Linked DNA regions of Homo sapiens: region 2 is linked to region 1. Evidence: chromatin contacts called from ENCODE Hi-C or POLR2A ChIA-PET data. All regions are on one chromosome and are shown on one strand. Each heading gives the region's core, a stretch centred on a gene start or an enhancer-like site at or near the end of the contact. The rest is flanking DNA. Distances are from core to core; before and after follow the strand shown. Region 1 overlaps MICAL3 (microtubule associated monooxygenase, calponin and LIM domain containing 3). Region 2 overlaps MICAL3 (microtubule associated monooxygenase, calponin and LIM domain containing 3).

What was found. A loop is a pair of places that touch in the nucleus more often than their neighbours do. ChIA-PET counts read pairs that join two places held with the same protein, here RNA polymerase II (POLR2A). Pooled maps may share reads with other maps.
Region 2: a pooled map shows a loop between it and region 1 (3-fold over the local background). The contact joins two enhancer-like sites. A Hi-C loop is called at or near these places in 3 of 50 pooled maps. POLR2A ChIA-PET finds 5 or more read pairs at or near these places in 3 of 52 experiments (HEK293, T-cell and WTC11).

The regions. Positions count from the first base shown.
Region 1 is chr22:17,784,174-17,789,315 of GRCh38, forward strand. It overlaps MICAL3 (microtubule associated monooxygenase, calponin and LIM domain containing 3), which reads right to left. Exons shown (of 32, transcript NM_015241.3): 32 at 3,476-5,142. Among named protein-coding and RNA genes, the nearest start is that of LINC00528, 9.5 kb to the left of the region's middle. RefSeq lists enhancers at 738-3,919, 1,080-1,189, 2,440-2,489 and a silencer at 4,348-4,560. Within about 2 kb of position 2,743, at least 18 of the 41 ENCODE cell types and tissues checked have a DNase peak (open chromatin) inside an H3K27ac peak, as active enhancers do.
Region 2 is chr22:17,888,186-17,893,720 of GRCh38, forward strand. MICAL3 (microtubule associated monooxygenase, calponin and LIM domain containing 3) reads right to left here. Exons shown (of 32, transcript NM_015241.3): 12 at 3,300-3,447; 13 at 849-1,045. Among named protein-coding and RNA genes, the nearest start is that of MIR648, 90 kb to the right of the region's middle. Within about 2 kb of position 3,731, at least 13 of the 41 ENCODE cell types and tissues checked have a DNase peak (open chromatin) inside an H3K27ac peak, as active enhancers do.

The DNA.
Region 1 (5,142 bases), core at 1,493-3,992:
GCGCAGGGGACGGGCGGGAATGACTGGCCATGGAGGAGCCGAGAGAGTCGGGACCTGCAGGAGCTGCCTGCTGAGGCGGTCTGGCTGGGCAGGTGGTCCCTGTGCTGGGGCCTCCGGGTGGAAGGCATCCCAGCCCCCCGAGGGAACAAGTTTGGTCCGAGATACATTTTTGAAAGGTATTTAATTCTCTAAAAACATTTTTAAAAGAAGTGAGACCCACTGGGGAAAGGGAGCTGCTGGCTGCCAGGTGCCTCTCTCTCCTTTTCTCCCGAGAAAGACCTGGCAGCCACTCTGCCGGGGAGACAACCGGGGGCTAGAGGGGCAGGCCCTGGGCCGGGCGCAGTGGCTCACGCCTGTAATCCCAGCACTCTGGGAGGCTGAGGTGGGCGGATCACCTGAGGTCGGGAGTTCGAGATCAGCCTGACCAACATGGAGAAACCGCATCTCTACTAAAAATACAAAATTAGCCGGGCATGGTGGCGTGTGCCTGTAATCCCAGCTACTCAGGAGGCTGAGGCAGGAGAATCACTTGAACTTGGGAGGCGGAGGTTGTGGTGAGCCGAGATCGCGCCATTGCACTCCAGCCTGGGCAACAAGAGCAAAACTCTGTCTCAAAAAAAAAAAAAAGAAAAAAGAAAAAAGAAAAGAAAGGCAGGCCCTGGACACTCATGGGGGCTGACCACTGAGAGGCTCCTCTCGCCTGCTGGGCCGGGTGCCTGTGGGTTGAGCAGCCCCTCAACGCTGACACTCCAGCACCCATCTGGACAAATCCCTCATCCTTGACGATGGCCTTGTGAAGACCCAGGGACCCGTGGCCTGTCCCTGGAGCTGCTGCTGGGACACCAGCTCTGACCTGCTGCCTGGGTGGAGGGGTGGCTGGGGCAATGGGGCCGGCTGAACCCTCTGGGAACACGGACTCCACGGGGGCCCAGCAAGTTCGTGAAACAGGGAGGCTGGCCTCGAGCTGCAGGGGGCTGCCTCCCGAGTCCTCCTAGGGTTCTCCCATCAGGAGGCATCTGTGCATCTACACGGGGCCCGACTCCGGAACCTCCAGCCTTCCCACGTGCTCCCCCATCCTAAGTTGGTCAGCAGTCCCAAGTCGGTGGGAGGAATGCGAGGCGCCGGCCGGGTGAGTGCTGTGACCAGGCTGACGTCGGGGGAAGAGACAGGAACACATCCCGCCAGGACACCGAGCTGGTGCTCACCTAACTTGTGCTCCCTGCCGCCCTCTTGTGGGTGGGCAGACACCAGCAGCTTCAGTCAGTCTCGTGTCACACAGCTGCGCGAGGTAGCTCCACACGCACCTACGCGTCTGGAGGATGCTATCCCTGGCTACTTTGGGGACCACTCAATACTGGCAGCCTCACCACGGTTCAGGTGTTGACTGTCCAGGGAGGCCCTCAGCCCCATCCACCTAGTCCTGAGCCACCCCACCCTGGCCCCACCCTGGGCCCCACGGCTGGAAACAGCCTGCTCCAGTACTGGATGTGCACTCTGTGGCTCGGACGCCGCGGGGGCATGAAAAGGGGCTGTGTGTGCAGCACAGGGACTGTCTTCCTCCTCCGTCCTGGCAGTAGGTGGCTTCTCTGGCAGTGTGGCTGTGGCACATGTGGCCTACCCACAGCAACTGGACTCCTCTGCCTTCCCCGGCAAAGCCCCCGCTGCAGGAAGACCTTGGGGCAGGGGGCACACGAAGAGGCTGCTGAAAAAGCTCCTGGTGAAGCTGAGCAGCCACAGGCTGTTGGGAGGGCCACGGGCCTGGTCTCATAGGCTCCTGTGCTGTGTGCGGCAGGAGGCTCCGGCCCCCGGCCAGTGTTTGGGTGGTATGGCCTCACCCTCCTCACTGGGCATCACTGGGGAGGTCATCCGAGCAGGGGACACGAAGAGGGGAGGGTCTAGCACGTGGGCCAGTGTGGCCAGCTTATAAAATGGAATAAAATGGCATGTCTTGTCCCTTCATTTTTGGCTGATTCTTAAGATGGGACTATGTGAGGATTCAGGGTTCAGGAGGGACTTTGGAGCTGTTAAAGATGTGGTGGTTCATGAAAGAAGAGCTTCTTGTTTTTTGTTTTAAAATAGTTTTTAAAATTTAAAAATGATAGAGCCTATACTTTTTTTTTTTTTTTTTTGACAGAGTCTCACTGTCACCCAGGGTGCAGTGGCACAATCTTGGCTCACTGCAACCTCCACCTCCCAGGTTCAAGCAATTCTCTTGCCTCAGGCTCTCCAGTGTGCCACCACACCCAGCTAATTTTTGTATTTTTAGTAGAGACGTGGTTTCGCCATATTGGCCAGGCTGGTCTTGAACTCCTGACCTCAGGTGACCCTCATGCCTCGGTCTCCAGAAGTGCTGGGATTACAGGCGTGCGCCACGGCGTGTGGCCTTTTTGTGTGCTTCTGACAGTGGCTCTGGCCTGGCCCAGCAGCCTTCCTTTCTGGTGTCCTCCCTAAAGCAATACTTATCATTTCCTGCCACCTGAGGTGGCTGTGAACTGCAGCCCAAGGCTGCCTGGTGCAGCTCTGACAAGCAAGCCCTTCTGAGGAACAAGAGCCTGGGGGTCAGGTGACTACCAAGCCCCATTTCCTTTCCCAACAGGCAAGTGACCCAGCTCTCCTTGTACGGGATGTCCTCTAGGGCCACAGGATATGCACTTTGAGCTGCTCATCCATTTTTGTCCTCTGTTCTACCTGACACGCCCACATTTGTCCCAGCCAGGCCTTTCTTTGTTCTGGAATAGCTGGGAACGCAGCTGGAAGGACTGGGAGCCAGCTTCCACTGAGTGGCTTCTAGCTGCCTGTAGGCGGTGTGGCTCACGTGCACAGAGCTGCTGCGGTCTTTCCCTCCCTGCATGGCGCCCCTGGATGGTCACAGGGTCAGCCGTGCTCCCAACAATGCAACACACCGAGGGAGGGGTTAGAGAGACAGCTGGGGCGTGCCTCGGAGGCTTCTTAGAACAAAGAAAGAGGAGCTGGCCAGGACTGTTCCCTGTAATCTCCTGGGGACAATTTTCAGGCTAACGAGCAGTGACCCTACGCACTGAATGACCTCGAGATCGTTGAAACATCTGAAAGGTTTAGGCGTGGGTGCTGCAGACCCCATGCCATGGACTCCCGGGTCAGCTGTGCTGCAGGACAGAGCCAGGCAGGGCTGGAAGGAGGGCTGCCAGGACCACAGCATCACCCTGACTCAGAGTATCTCCAATTCAAAGAGCACACTTCCCTTCCAGAAGCTACTGGGGCTTCGTCTGAAGAGTGGCTGCTTCTCAAACTTGGCTGCCTAAGACATTTACTCAAGTGACAGCAGTTGTGGCTGAGCCAGGATATTATGGAGGACTAAAAAAAAGCACGAACTTAAAAAAAACCATGTATTCTTTAAACCGTCTTGCACGCACCCAGGCACGAGCTAGATGCGTCATACCTTGCACCTACACCATCCACCTGAAAAATACAGTAAAATGACTTAAGAAACACACTATTTATTTGAAAAACTTTTATTTTGCATAAAACAGACCCATTCCCTTTGTGGGTCAGATGTTACCACCTTTAAAAAAATGTTTTTTAACTCTCCTTTCTGTCCCACTGAAAAATTTATTTTGAAAGGGTTAAGAAGAGTCTATCATTGCTGGTCAAAATCGGCCTGAGGATGGCCGCCAGGGACAGAGGCCTGAAGGCATCATCTGGGCAGGCCTGGAAGCCCACGGGGTGCAGCATCCTCAAGCCCAGGGGCGGGAGCGCCTCCGGCCTGCCCTCCAGGGAAGCTGCATGTGGACCTCCACGGTATTCAGCCTCCAGTTTAGTCAGCCTTGAGTCTGGGCTGCTCCCGCACCTGGTGTTTTATGCGTGTGATATATGTGTATCCATCCTGCTTCCCTGCCTTCAAGGGAAGACTTAACTCTCCGAGAGAAAACCTGCCTGGAGCTGCGCACATTCTCACAGCTTGAGAACGCTTGACGCAGGAAGTCACCAGAGTACTCAAGTCAACCGCAAACTAGTGGTTACAAAATGGGAGCTTTAAAAAAAGTGCTCTACTAGAACTGGGTGTCCTCACAGTCGGGAGCAGAAGGCTGGGGCGCAGGCCTGCGGCTCTGCGGCGCCTCTCTGCAAAGGCTCGGGTCCACCTTCCAGACTGCAGGCTGCCGTGTGTGCTGTGGAGGATGCCACAGTGTTAAGGCTGACCAGGACCAGAAGGTGACACTGGGCTCTCCTGCTACGTCTGGCCACTTACAGCAGATCCCTAGGCCACACTCCTTCCAAGCCACTTTGCAAACTGTTTCCCTGTTGTGGGGCCAGCAGGAGCTACAAGGGCCGAAGGCGGCTCTGCCGGGGCTGGACCGGTTTTGTGGCATTCGAGGAGAGGTCTGGGAAAGGCCACGCAGGCAGTGAAGGTCTTTTCCCACGTCCAATTTTATGGGACGACTGGGGTTTGAAGATGGAATCTAGAAACCCTCCTCTCCCCTTTTTTAAGTAAAGAGAAAAGAAAAGGAGACCTTTGCCTCACGTGAGAACAGGTGGAGAATCAGCGCTGTGGCGGCCACTAGCGGCGTTATCTCCCGGATGTGCATGGGAGAGAGATGGCAGCTTCTGGACAGACAAGGATGACACAGGTTCTTTGCTCCTTTGCAGCTGGGATGAATGTTCAAGTTGAAGCACAGTGTGGTTCCCATGGAAAGCCCAAGGTCAGCACAGCCACTCAGCCTGCTCCACTGCGGGACGCCTTGGAGGGGCCAGGCCTCTGCTCCCAGCTGGCCCCAGCCCACGGAGGCGGCAGGCGGCTGGAGCGCCCCTGGCAGGCGGGTCTGGTCCGGATGGCTCCTCGCTGGGCTATGTGCTGACTGCTTTGATGGACAAGCACCCCACCCCGATTAGCTCAGTGGCTTGATGAGCTGTACACAGCCAGGCTGGTGCGGAACCGTGAGAAAGGAACAGTTTGGCTATAGGAGCTAGTGATTCGGGGCTCGCCCTTTATGTCCCCATGAAGATCCGGCACAAGGCAGGTGCCCGTCGCCTTCGGAAGGAAGGGCGGGAGTCGCTGATCTGCTTGAGAGGCACCAGCCTGCATCCCAGCATCCACTGCAGCACTCGCGTTTCCGTCTGGGTGAATCTTAGGCTGGGAGGAGGGAATTCTCACCAGCCACATGATTC
Region 2 (5,535 bases), core at 2,481-4,980, 100 kb after region 1:
CCATTTTACAAGATAGGTTGACGGAAAGTGAGACACAGGAAAATTGAGTAACTTGCCTAAGGCCAAGTGGAAGCCTGGGATACTGTAAATCCAGGTCAGACCCCACAGCCAACACTCTAGCCTCAACCTACACTTACTCTAAGGGACAATTAATGACAACAGGAATATTTTTTGTAGCACTATGAGAGCCTGAGACAGCAAGCTGAGAGACAAGCAAAGATTTTTGGGAAGTGCTAACAAGTAGGAGTAGAAAGAAGCCAAGAGAATGCACAGTGACAGGAGAAAGAAGGGCAACAAGAGTGGTTCAGGATCACAGACACAGAGGAGACAAGATAATTCCACGAAAAGGGACATCGTTCTCCGGTGCTCAACAATGCAGAAAAGCAAGTGCATGAGAGATGGGAACTGAGAAAAGAGTAGGAGGTGGGAATCCTCCTCACTGGGGAACAGCTGCAGTAGCGCGGTATGAAGAGAAGCCGGATTATAACCCGTTACAAAGTTTGGGCCGTGCAGAAGCAGAGGCCACAAGCACAAGCCACTTCTTCAAAAAGGCTGGCTCTGAGAGCACGAGCACTAGAAGGTGGTGGTCACGGAAAAAGACGGCACAGGAACGATTTCTGCATTTTTATAAATGCAGTGAGAAAGAAAGGAGGGGTTGAGAACACACTACTAGAGAAGGGAGAAACAATGAAGCAAAGCTCCAGAGATTTCCCTGACAGCTAACTGGTAAAAACACAGAGTAACTTTGTGTTTGGTGGCACTGCTGCGGGACAGTCGGAAGGAAGGAAGAACAGCCGGGCCACAGCACAGCAGCAGGGGGCCGCAAAGCAGCTCCTTCCAGGCCTTACCGCTAGAGGGGAGGGAGTCCTTAAACATCTCGTAGAACTGAGTCAGGTACATCACCATGGACAGCTTATCAGGCTCCCCCACGGAGGCCATTTCTTTGCCTGTCATGATGGGAGAAATGCCCAATTCCTTCTCAGCAATGTCAAAGGCCAGTTGGTTATTCTTCTCCACATTTTGCTCATCCAAAGAATCAAAATCTCTGAGAAACAGGACAAGGAAAACATATCAAGATAGGTTGACAGTCCTTAAACAGAAACGCAGTATCCTGGAGTCATCGTCCTTTCTCTGTTTTCAGCTAAAATCCAGGGTGCTGTGCATCGCTGACATTTGAGAGCAAACCTGTCTTATCTCACCTCTTGTTCTTTTTCTTTTTACTGAGGAAAAGCAAAGCAACCTCAGGAAGTGATGAAAGGTCTACCCACCAAAGAAAAAAAGGGAGAAAGTCAAAAAACGACTCTCATTTTTCTAGTAACACAAATTTACTACTAAAATGTGAGCTCGAGAATAGGGACTGGCTGGGCACAGTGGTTCACACCTGTGATCCCAACACTTTGGAAGGGTGAGGCAGGAGAATTGCTTGAGCCCAGGAGTTCAATTTAAATTAAAAATTTAATTCAAATTAAAAATTAGCTAGGCATGGCGGCATATGCCTACAGTCCTAGCTACTTGGGAGGCTGAGGCAGGAGAATCACTTGAGCCCGCAAGTTCAAGGTTGCAATGAGCTATGACTGTGCCACTGCCCTCTATCCTGGGAAATAGGGCGGGACCTGTCTCTAAAAATAAAAATAAAAAATAATAGGAACTATCTTTAATATATCTTGATCCTTGTGTATGGCCCATCCACATTAAACTAATGTCAAAACATGATACATCTCCCATTTGGATCAGATTGCTCCTACAGGCCTGGGACTATCACCCACCATGGCCCTTAGACCTGACAAGCTGTTAAGGTACTAAATCAGCTCTGATCAATCTTAGCCTTCTCCTGGAGGGGAAATTCCAAAATCCTCCTCAAAAAATTTTTCCATTGCTAAGTTTCCTATTTAGATTAATGGCCATTTCCTACTGGGTTTAAGCCTCTTGCTTTTCAGAAGACTGATCGCATTCTTCTTTACATGACTTCAGGTTAACCCAGCAGCCCTTAATTCTGTGTTAATCTAGGATCCCACAGCATTTTCCATTTTCTCAAACTCCTCCTCACCATAGGTTCAGCCTCTGAAACTATGACCTCACTGCTGCTGAACAGTGCCGCGCTGTCCCTGTGCTGCTTTGCCTTCCTAGAAGACGGTCCCCTAACCTTCTCCAGGCGCCCCTCCACCCCCACCTGCTAGGCTCCCTCAACCACTTCTGCCTGTTCCCTTTGGAACAGAGCTGACTCACCTGCCCATCCTCTGCCACTGATCACAATCTTTCCCAAGCTGCTCTTCCTTGCCCTACCCCCTTTCTTTGGCAGGAGTGAATAAGCCCTATTTTTACTTACTTGCTATCAACTTCTGGGTGAGCTAAGTGACAGGAGCACCAGAGGTCACTTACCTCCATCCAAGCACACCAGAAATCCCCATTTGTAATCCACACTGCACAAGGCTATTTTTACCAGCTCTTGCCTTGTCAGTTTATAACCATCATATAAATAGCAACTATATCTTGTAGGATTCCTTAAGCAATCATTAAACAAAACAAACAGAAATTGGCCCCTTAAGTGGACCTAATGATGAAAAGGACAGGAAACCAAAATAATGCAACATGCTCTGCTTCTGAATCCTTCGGTTTGGCTTCCGTGGTAACAAATGCCGATGGGGGAACCTGGGTGTGCTGGTCCCCGCAGCTGACCTGGGGTCACCCTAGAACTCTGATTCTGTAGACAGGTGAGTGGAGAATGGCCAAAGGAGATGTCACTGGGATAGGTGGGTAGGACAACAGAGTATGTCTGTAAAAAACGCAGTCTTTAACACAGAGAAAATACCAATGAACCATCATAAATTGGTCAACTGTTCATGATGTTTTGCTTTGTTAGTAGTGACACATTTGCCTTGAGCTGGCCAAATGTTCTAGCCAGGTTTCCCTTGTGACCCATAGAATTTGAGAGACAGCTGGCCGAAATGAAGAGTTCAACCGGGGCCAATAAACAGTTTTCCTTTGTGGGAAGCTAACAGGCCCAGGTGGGTGTCAAAACCAGTTTTTGACTTATGAGTGTTGTGATTTTTAAAACTCAGCTATAGGAGCACAAAAAAAAAAATTGGAAAAAAACAAAAATAAAAATCATTCCTGGGTTGAGCTATATAATACATGACATACAGAGTTTCAAATATAGTGAAATCAAAATCACTGCCTTCTAGAGAAAGTATCTTACTATGTACCTCATTCTAGGAAAAAGGACAAAATGTTACTTGATAGCAGAGTGGTCTGAGATCCTTGAGGAGTATAAAAAAACACAAAGTTTGATCACAACTTACATCAGGTCAGGGCGGTATCTATGGATAATTGCACAAAGGGCCAAGCCACTTTTCCAGGACATGGTGAGATCTGTCACGTTTACCCCTGCATAGCCATCTGTCTGCCTCTGGCACCAACCCAGCAGTTTGCTTGAACGAGCTACAGACTCTAAAACAACAAAACACAGTATTATTGGAGGTGTGGTCACCTGGTAATGCTGACAGAGAATCCTCTTTGTAGGACACATGTCCCCTTTGAAAAATTACTGAGGGTAGGGACGAAACAGTCAACACTAGTTTCCATGCAAAGAAAACAGTGAGGAACAAGGTTATGCAAATGGTATCATGACAGCGAATTCTAAGAAAAGAAACTACTAGTTTATCCAGACTCTAAGGTCAACGTCCACCCCCCAGTACCCTGAGGGACCACAGCCTGACAGCCACAACCTGCTGTCCCCACGGCACTGAGGTGGAGGAGCGCCACCTACTGTGTGGCCAGCCTGGCTTACAGCAGCTCTGAGTTCCCGGACAGTCGCTGGCACCTAGCTGAGGAAGCCTACCCCCTCCAAAGTAACACTGGGAAGAGGAGAGGAGAAAAGGCTCCATTCTATAGGGTGGCACGTTCAACCCAAAGCACCCAGGCCTCGCCCTTGCACTTCCAAGGCACTGTATAACTTGCCAAGAGAAGAAGCCCTGCAGGGCTCCGCTGACAACCCTGGGGCCCCAGACCAGACAGTCCCCGAACAGAGCTTGGCACCTTGTACTATGAATTCTCAACCCTGAGAAACTGAATAGGCAAACACATGTGCTGGGATGCTTTTTACAGTTCATTGAAACGTCTTCTAAAACCCGAACAGCCTCTTTAAAAATCCTATTATTAATCACATCAGAAGAGCTCTGATATCGGCCATTCAAAAGAATCTATGAACTATTTATATCCAAGAAAGTCTGTTCCCTTACCGAGGGCAACTGAAGTTTGTACTAAGTCATTTAGTAATTTGTGAACATAAGCTAAAAACCAAGTATCATGAAAATCCTGTTTCATTTAGGTTTTTCGCCATGAAAATGTATTCTGCGATAACACATAAAACCACCTTCTGGTGCCATCTCTTGGCTCAGAAATGAGCTTTTACTCAGATCTGTCTCCTATGTGTATATCCAACCATCCAATATGTAACAGGCAACTTCAATATTCCATGCTCTAAAATAAAAACAGTGAATAAAGATACACTCTCTGCTTTCAAAGAGAAGACGCTCCAGTGGAGAAAAATGCAAATGTTTCCAACTGCCTGCTGGTCCTCACATCCACCCTGGCATCCCAATGGCACGTCAAATTCACAATGTCCAAATGACTCAAACCTCTCAACCCTCTCAGCCCTCCCTCTGCCTTGCCTACGCTGATGTAGCACCATCTACAAACACCTACCTCTTGCCCCACAAGGTGATCAATTGCCCCTGCCCATCGACTTCACCTCCTTACCATTCTCTCTCACATAACCAACAATGGCAATGACCATCCACCACAGGCCCGGCACTCATGATCACAATGTGAGGTAGACACTGCTGCCCCCACTTCACAGACAAGGAAATCGAAGTTCAGAGCTATTCAATCACCTCTTCGAGGCCGCACAATTCACCAGCAGCAAAGCTTGGCCTGGGACCCAGTTGCACCTGGCCCAAAGTCTGAGGTCTCCTCCACTGCCTCCTCCCTTCTTCATCCCCAGCATCAGGCCCAGATCTGGGCCTCCACCACCTTCAGCCTGACTATGGCGAGGTCTTTCTACCTGGTCTCCCTGCCTCTGGTACTTCCCTCCTCCAACCCCTCTCACGTGTGGCTGACCAGGTGTACTCATGTCATTCTCTTTCAAAAAAGTATTCAGGGCCTTCAATACATACAAAATCTGGAGTGGTCCTCACCTGTCACTGAATCCTGGCTATGTTGCAGGACCCAGCCAAAGACTTTTTCCACAAAGTCTTCTCCCGAAACCTTAGCTCTCACACTCTCTCCCTCTCTCCCCTCTGCCCCGCGTCTGTACCTGGTTTCTCTCTGTGCTCTCGTAACACCTCAGGCCAAGGTAATTCCGTGTGGTGGAGGCCTGTCTCGTGCACTGCGGGATGTTCAGCAGCATCCCTGGCTCCTGCCCACCCCCAATCATGACCATCAAAAATGTCCCCAGACAACTACCAAGTATCCCCTGGAGGGCAAAATCACCCTGGGTTGAGAGCCACTGTCTCAGACAGTACTTCGGCCACTGCC